Regions from separate parts of the Homo sapiens genome. Here region 2 is linked to region 1. Evidence: read pairs that join two places in POLR2A ChIA-PET (ENCODE). Cell type or tissue: MCF 10A. All regions are shown on one strand. Links, peaks and the distances in the headings refer to the core of each region. The heading gives the core; the rest is flanking DNA.

Region 1 (4,385 bases), core at 241-4,240:
CATTTCACATGTTGATGAGCACTGCCAAACGGCTCCACAAAGCATGAGCCATATCAACAAAGTGGAAAGTGTTTGTTTCATGATCAAATAATGAATCTTAAGAGCAGTATTTCTCACAGACGCAGAATGTTCCAGCAATTCTCCTTCAGGCACATTTCCTTTGCTGAAACCTTTTTAGCAGGTCCCTGGAGCACTCATGAACAAAATAAAAAAACCAGAAACCCTGTAACCCTGGTTTCTATTAAAGTCTAGCTTGGGGCTTTTTTTTTTTTTTTTTGACAAAGTGTCGCAATGTCACCCAGGCTGGAGTGGAGTGGTGCAGTCTCGGCTCACTGCAACTTCCACCTCCCAGGTTTAAGCAGTTCACCTGTCTCAGCCCCCCGGTTAGCTGGGACTACAGGCACCTGCCAATATGCCTGGCTAATTTTTGTATTTTTAGTAGAGACAGGGTTTCATCATGTTGGCCAGATGGGTCTCGAACTCCTGACCTCAGGTTATCCACCCACCTCGGCCCCCCCAGATGCCGAGATTACAGGCGTCATCCACCGCACCCAGCCTTAGCTTGGGGTTTTTTGTTTTTTGTTTTTTGTTTTTGAGATGGAGTCTCGCACTGTCGCCCAGGCTGGAGTGCAGTGGCGCAATCTCGGCTCACTGCAAGCTCCACCTCCCGGGTTCGTGCCATTCTCCTGCCTCAGCCTCACAAGTAGCTGGGACTATAGGCGCCCACAACCACACCCGGCTAATGTTTTGTATTTTTAGTAGAGACAGGGTTTCACCGTGTTAGCCAGGATGGTCTCGATCTACTGACCTTGTGATCCGCCTGTCTCGGCTTCCCGAAGTGCTGGGATTACAGGCGTGAGCCAGCTCACCCGGCCTTAGGTTGGGGCTTTTAAATGACCCTTCAGGTGTGTGTCTGTGATGACTTGAGGCTTTTTTTTTTACTGTCTTCCAGTGAAATTACCAGATGAATATCAGTGGTGAGAAATTTGATTCCTTAAAATGTAAGGAATTTCATTCTTGAATTGTGTGACAAAACCAGGGAGCATGATTTTTGCTCCATTCAGGATCTATTCAGTCAACACTGAGTATATAGTTGTTGATGGAGACTATGATAGGTTCTGAGGATGGATCTGTTATATTCTCCATAAATCTGTATGTGAGTCATGCCTTTGTTTGCTTCCTACTTGTTCTGTTTACTGGGTTTTTTTTTTCTTTGAGGAAACACCTTAATTGCAATGAGGTGTTTATTTTATAATATAAAAGTGTGAAGAGAAACATTCAACAAACATTTGAGTACCAATTCAGTTGAGGGCCCCTGTCAAGGCCCCCACCCTCCTTTTTCTGTGTTTAGTGAGGGTGTCTGATGCATAACTGAGCCTCAGTTGGGAGGGGCTGAGGGGATCGGGAACACTTCCAAGGGGAAGCAGCTGGGGTGAGAGCCCCAAGGTGGAGAGAACTTGGCAAGGTTGAAGAGGAATGGTGGGCAGGGGAGGGAGAAGAGTAAAAGAAGAGGCAGTTAGGGCTGCCCGGGTCAGTCTGGGAACTTTGGCTTCCTCTTCAGGTCACTAGGAGCCATCAGAGGGTTAAGCCAGCAGAGACAGCTTCCTGTTTTTAAGACGTTGGTCTGGCTGCTGTGCCGGGAGCAAGAGAGAAAGAGACTTGGGGGAGTTCAGAAGAGGTGACGGTGGTGGAGGAAAGTGGATGGATATGGGGTCTCTTTCAGAGGTAGAACAGTGGGGTCTCTTTCAGAGGTAGAACAGTGGGACCTTCTGACCACTGGCAGGTAGAGGGTAAGGGAGAGGGGAATTGGGTTGCCTGCTAGTTTTTGCTTTAGCTAACTGGGTAGATGCTGATGTCATTCACTGAGGAGGAAGAGGGCAGGTTGAGGGTAGGTAGAAATTCACAGTTTTGGTTTGGTTGTAGTTTGGGATCCCTGTGGACAAGAAAAGTTTCCATGGGTATATTATGAATGCCTTCTGAATCAAGGGTTTAAATCACATCCTCTGATTTATTCTCCCCAAAGACCACTAGATGCCGCTGTTTACACGGGAGCAATTATGCAGTACAAGACTCCTTTCCTGAGGAGAGGGCACGGATGCCGGAGAGGGTACTGATGCCGGAGAAGGCACTGATGCCTGACAGGGGAACCCACAGAGAGGGGAGCCCCTGCCTTTGAGGGGGTTACTCTTTACTGGGAGACATCACCCTTCAGTGTGGTCTTCAGACACATGTGATAGCAGTGTGACTTCATATGGGATAGAAAGCTAGGGACTAGGTAGTGTTTGAGCTGGGTCTTCAGGGTTGCAAGGCATTTCAGGTGGGGGCAGGACGCTCCAAGCAGAAGGAACAGCCGGGCAACAGAGCGCATCTCCCTGCTTATGGGGTAGATGGTACAGTGAAGAGGTTATTGGCATAGGGGGTTGGACTTTTCAGTGTTTCTCAACAAAGGCACAGTTAGCCTTTTAAAGAAGGACGGTTTTTGGCTGGGTACGGTGGCTCATGCCTGTAATCCCAGCACTTTGGGAGGCCGAAGAGGGCAGATCAGCTGAGGTCAGGAGTTCGAGACCAGCCTGACCAACATGGAGAAACCCTGTCTCTACTAAAAATACAAAATTACCCGGCCATGGTGGCACATGCCTGTAATCCCAGCTACTCAGGAGACAGGAGAGTCACTTGAACCCGGGAGGCGGAGGTTGCGGTGAGCCGAGATCGCACCATTGCACTCCAGCCTGGGCAACAAGAGCAAAACTCTGTCTCAAAAAAAAAAAAAAAAAAAAAAGACTGCTTTTCCCTGTGCTGCCTCACCCATTGAATGCCAGTAATCTCTCAGGTCAGACTACCAAAAAAAAAAAAAAAGACTGCAGGGAGGGATGGAACACCCCAGTTGAAATCCCTTACCCAGTGCCTAACCCCGGAGTGATGGAGAAGGGGGAAGCAGCTCTGAGTCTGCACCCCTCCCTCGTCTTGTCTTAATTTTGAGGTTCTCTAAAGCAGTGACCTGTTCTGTGCTTTAATACCACATAGTGTTATTTAACTGATTGGCTGATGATCCTGGTGAGTGGACATTTAACTCGGCTTCCTAGAATAGAGAATGCCTCTTACCATTCCCCAGAGAAGGACTGCAAAGTAGAGAAATTAACATAAAAACAGGTCCCTCTGATTAGACTTAATACTAAAAACTTCACTGGTACTAGCTTAAATGCTCCATCTTCTTTGTATTCCCCCAAGGCCCGGAAGTCATATAAACTAGTGTAGGAACTAGTATAGAACTGCTGACCTACCACAGAACAAGTAGACTCCATGCTGGAAGCAGATGTACCAGTTCTACAGTCAGGGATAAATGGGGTTTCACAAGCTCTACCTTTTTGAATGCTTTGTTTGTAATTGCGTGACATCTCCGTACTCTTTTTTTCCAGACAATTTATGAAAACCGAATATACAGCCTTAAAATAGAATGTGGACCTAAATACCCAGAAGCACCCCCCTTTGTAAGATTTGTAACAAAAATTAATATGAATGGAGTAAATAGTTCTAATGGAGTGGTAAGTTGTTTTCTCTGTCCCACTTGTTCCTTGGAGTTGACAGTTGCTTTGTACTTAACATCAGGAGCTTTTAGACTGGGCCCAATTCCTAGGTTCTTTGGTTATTTGTTGATAAACTGTATCACTGTGCATAGGAGCACAGATTTGGGATGGGGCCTGTTTCCCAATTATATCTGGCGATCACTCATATAGCACTTACCCTGGGCTAGTTCTGTGCTGGTCGCTTTGAAATATGAGCTCTTTCCTCATGCCACCCCAGTGAGGTAGAGATGAGGAAACTGAGGCACAGACGTGGAAGATCTTTCCCAGGGCTACACCTTTACCCCCCTGGGCCTTATTTGTGAACCACTGGCATGTAATATTTTTTTCCTTTAATGGCCTTGCTTTTTTATTTTTACTACCATAAATGAAAAACCTGTCTCAGTTGTCATAACTGGGCAATAATGGCAACAGTAAATATTACAAAAACAGAGCAATGTTAATAAATCTTGACTCCATGTGTCATTTGCCAAAAGCTTTGAGCCTTTGAGGCCTGCTCTCCTGTTCAAAGAGGAGATCAGCAAGTGTTGAAGGGATGCTACACATGTTAACGTCACGCCAAGCCTTCGTCTTTGAGATACTCAGAAGACTGGAAAATTGAAAAGAGATGAGCTTTGTTACAGTGTGTTTAGTGTTTAATCCTGAATCTGAGTTCCACCTAAAGTCCTGAGCCCAGAGCTCAACCTGTGCTTTGGGGAATTTATTTTGGGAAATGCTGCCTTAACCTGAGAGGTGCTGGCTCTGTGGCAGGCCCTTGTCACTGGAGCAGGTGTCCTGGCCACCCTTTGCCTTGGCTGTCCGTAC
Region 2 (4,385 bases), core at 210-4,209, 410 kb before region 1:
TGGGAGGCTGAGGCAGGAGAAACACTTGAGCCCAGGAGGTTGCAGTGAGCCGAGATCACACCACTGCACTCTAGCCTGGGTGACACAGCGAAACCCAGTCTCAAAAAAAAAAAAAAAAAGTAATAAACTTCTGCTTTGTTTAAACCGCTGTTAATGAGGGTCTCAGTTACAGTAATTAAACCTATATTCTAATCAATCCAGCCATGTTTTGGGGGCTGTTAAGGAAGAGGGCTGGGTACTACTTTCAAGTTGAGATGGTGTTAGTGACAGGAGCACCATCCTGGTGCAGACAGTTAGGAGGTGGCAGACAAGGGCAGTAGATGCCCTGGGAGAAAGGGCTCACTGTGGTTGCCAAGCAATCACAAGCATGGTCCAGGGAACATGAGAACATCCCCCAGAGACTCTGAGTAATATCCTGCAGAAAGAACCTGATGAAAGTTCTGTCTTGTTAGGGTCATGGGGTTCCGATGTTAGATATTAAAGAGGAAGCTGGAAATCTGGGGGATGGCTGGGGTTATAAACAGGGCCCAGTGAATGTTAATTCCCTTCTGAGGCAGACACTGTTGGTTGCCTATCTATTCATCTTTCTCTTCCCCCTTCTTCTTGGCTGACAGTGCCAAGAAGAAAAAACTGGGAGGCCCCTTCAAAGCCTCCTTTGCATCAGGGCATGGGTATGGGACTCAATCCTGGCCAATGGCAGTATTGCAAAATCTGCCCAAGAGCTTCTGGGAAAGATTTTCCCTTCTTGTAAAGGAGACATATGGGGCCAGGCATGGTGGCTTACGCCTGTAATCCTAGCATTTTGGGAGGCCGAGGCGGGCGGATCACTTGAGGTCAGGAGTTCAAGACTAGCCTGGCCAACATGGTGAAACCCTGTCTCTACTAAAAATAGAAAAAATTAGCTGGGCGTGGTGGCGGGCACCTGTAGTCCCAGATACTCGGGAGGCTGAGGCAGGAGAATGGCATGAACCTGGGAGGCAGAGCTTGCAGTGAGCCGTGACTGCACCACTGCACTCCAGCCTGGGGGGACAGAGCGATGCTCCGTCTCAAAAAAAAAAAAAAAAAAAAAAAAAAGAGAGACATATGGGAGGAATTATTTTTTTTTAAAACCAGGCTAAGATAGAGGAGCAAAAATATAAAAAGCACTTAGGTCCTTGACATCACTGAGTTATCGAATTGTCCCTGGGACTGCCTAGCTCTGGACTTATTTGAAGACATCATAAACATTTTTACTACTTAAGCCACTTTGGGTTGGTTTTTTTGTTACCTGCAGCTGAGAGCATGCTAACTGATACAGGGTCTTTGTCTTCTGTCTCTACCTTCCTTTAGCCCTATGGGTCTCATGTTTAGACACATTCCTTCCCCAGAGCACCAGTTGTTTGGAAGTCAAGATCTTTTGGAAACTACCTGTATTAACTTATCATCACTGCCTGCTAAATAAGATTCTCTCTGGTCACTCCTTACTTCTTCATTTCAGGAGCGAAATTGGTATCTGGTGGGGTGAAAGCAGAACCTCGGCCTTCATGCAACTCTGTGTTTGGGTATGGAATGATCCTCTCATATTGGTCTTAGCAATCTGCACGTGTGTCTCTCTCAGCCCTCACAGTCGTGGATCCTGTAGTATTCATCTTGCTATGTCCCCAGGGCCTAGCCCAGGACCTGGGCGAGAAGAGGTGCTCCCTGAATGCTTGTCAAATAAATATATGAAGAATTAATCATCACATCCCATTTTATCACCTCCCTAAACAGAGTCATTTTCCCTCCCCACTGCCTTCCTGCATTCCTCTAGGGCAAGATGGTTCTTGCAGAGAGAGAGAGAGAGAGAGTGAGAATGAAGAAGAGGTTAACCCAATTGTCATTTCCAAAGCAGCTGTTAATCCCTGCCTTCTTAAATTACCCTTATTGTACCCACTTTCAGCCTCAATGTTGGGTCAGCACTGAGGCAACTCTGACTTTGGTCTCCTTTAAAAAAAAGGAAAAAGAAGGAAGGAGGGAGAGAAGGAAACTCTGCCTGTATTCAAACCATTTCAAGAAACATGGTTGAACTAAAGAGAGAAGCAATTTAAAGTGGGTGTTTTCACACGCAGAGCTGGAAGTTCTAGCATTGGAGGTAGGACATTTTTGTTGTTCTTATTTCTTTTTCTTATCACAAAAGGAATACTCATTTAATGAAGAAAACTTGAAAAGTGCATATAAAAGAGACACAACTTACTTTTTTTTTTTTTTTTTAAACGGAGTTTCACTCTTGCTACCCAGGCTGGAGTGCAATGGAGCGATCTTGGCTCACCGCAACCTCTGCCTCCCAGGTTCAAGCAATTCTCCTGCCTCAGCCTCCCTAGCAGCTGGGATTACAGGCACGCACCACCATGCCTGGATAATTTTGTATTTTTAGTAGAGACAGGGTTTCTCCATGTTGGTCAGGCTGGTCTCGAAATCCCGACCTCAGATGATCTGCCTGTCTCGGCCTCGCAAAGTGCTGGGATTACAGGCGTGAGCCACTGCGCCTGGCCCACAACTTACTTTTAACTCTTACTACCTGTGCTGGTCACTGCTCACGTGTTGTGTGTGTGTTTTTTGTTTTGTTTTGTTTTTGTTTGAGACGGAGTCTCACTCTGTCCCTCAGGCTGGAGTGCAGTGGTGCGATCTCGGCTCACTGCAAGCTCTGCCTCACGGGTTCACGCCATTCTCCTGCCTCAGCCTACCGAGTAGCTGGGACTACAGGCGCCCGCCACCATGCCCGGCTAATTTTTTTTTTGTATTTTTAGTAGAGACGGGGTTTCGCCGTGTTAGCCAGGACGGTCTCGATCTCCTGACCTTGTGATCTGCCCACCTCGGCCTCCCAAAGTGCTGGGATGACAGGCGTGAGCCACCGCGCCTGGCCACTGCTCACATTTTGGTAAGCACATTTTCACAAGTTCTTAGGTCTCTCTGTCACTTCATCTCGATCTTCATCCTCCCTTTATTCTAACCCCTCCCTTTCACTCTGTCTTTCTGAGGTCTCTGTCTCTCTCTTTCTCTTTTTATCAATTTTTTTTTTTTTTTTTTTTTTGGTGACAGAGTCTCACTCTGTTGCCCAGGCTGGAGTGGCACAATCTTGGCTCTTTGCAAGCTCTGTTTCCTGGGATCAAGTGATTCTCCTGCCTCAGCCTCCCAAGTAGCTGGGATTACAGGCATGTGCCACTACGCCCAGCTAACTTTTTGTATTTTTAGTAGAGACAGGGTTCACCATGTTGGCCAGGCTGGTCTTGAACTCCTGACCTCAGGTGATTCGCCCGCTCAGCCTCCCAAAGTGCGAAAGAGATAAATACCCCAGCTCCTTGCTTCTCAGGTATGGCAATGTGGAGGCATGGCCCTTACATGGGTGGGTTTGAGCCCCACTGGCCCACATGCTCATTCATGTCCCTTCCCAGACATTATTTGAAGACATTATTTGAAGACATCAGGAGCATTTTTACTGTTTAAGCCACTTTGGATTGGCTTGCTACTTGCAGTTGAGAGCATGCTAACTGGTACATGGTCTTTGTCTTCTGTCTCTATCTTCCTGTAGCCCTATGGGTCTGAAGTTCAGCCATATTCCTTCCCCAGAGCCCTAGTTGCCTTGGAAGTCAAGATCTTTTAGAAGCCACCTGCATCAACTTTTCACCACTGTCCTAAATCAGAAACTTCGTGGTCACTTCCCCACTCCTCACCTGCTGCCTCCAAGGATCTCCTCAGGAATAAATTACTTGCATTTAAATCCTTGTCTCAGAGTTGGCTTCTGGAGGAACTCAGATGAAGATGGCAGACTTATCACTTTTCCTTTTGTCTAACTAAAAGGCTTCAAATAGAAATCAATTATTCAACTGATTATGAATCCAAAAATTTCTGGCATATTTGAAAGAGCAGATCATCCCGACTTTTAGTCCTCAAGATATCAAAAATATTGCATCTCCATCTAGCACCTCCCCCCCCATTACACACCTGCTTTGTGCTAGGCACTTTACATGTGCAACAGGATGATGTTAGGGGTGCTCTGAGTCTCTTGGCCTAAGTTCAAAGGTCATTCAGCAGTTGGGGTCAGCCACCTTCCTTCACGGCTCGCTGTGGAGCCATTTCAGCAGAATGGCAGCCCATCCTTATGCCCATTCTACCGTGGGCGTCAAGGAGAAGGGGAAAGAGAGCACGTCTTGCTTCTCCTGCTCCCCCTACCCATTGTCCCAGCTCCAAGCCACTAGAATCATGAGTCTGGCTTGAACTGGGTGACATGGGGCCAGGGGATCTAAAAGAACTTTGAATCAGATCTGAGAATGAAGTTTTTTCCAAGGAAATTTATATTGAACTATAAAACACATACAGAAAAGTATATGTGTGTACATGCACACAGATATATCATAAGTGCACGGCTC

Evidence for each region. Peaks named below come from ENCODE experiments on the same cell type or tissue, not always from the same donor. Only the 100,000 strongest peaks of a DNase experiment are listed, where the experiment ranks them.
Region 2: POLR2A ChIA-PET joins it to region 1 with 5 read pairs; 1 of 35 experiments calls an interaction of 5 or more read pairs at or near these places.

Annotation. Positions count from the first base shown.
Region 1 is chr20:50,083,286-50,087,670 of GRCh38, reverse strand. PEDS1-UBE2V1 (PEDS1-UBE2V1 readthrough) reads left to right here. Exons shown (of 8, transcript NM_199203.3): 7 at 3,417-3,542. It overlaps UBE2V1 (ubiquitin conjugating enzyme E2 V1), which reads left to right. Exons shown (of 4, transcript NM_001032288.3): 3 at 3,417-3,542. Among named protein-coding and RNA genes, the nearest start is that of UBE2V1, 28 kb to the left of the region's middle. In MCF 10A, for the core only: a CTCF peak has its summit at 2,009 (motif pointing right); a DNase peak (open chromatin) is centred at 2,040.
Region 2 is chr20:50,494,318-50,498,702 of GRCh38, reverse strand. No RefSeq gene overlaps it. Among named protein-coding and RNA genes, the nearest start is that of PTPN1, 14 kb to the left of the region's middle. RefSeq lists an enhancer at 183-252. In MCF 10A, for the core only: no CTCF peak of the experiment used is centred there; a DNase peak (open chromatin) is centred at 1,732.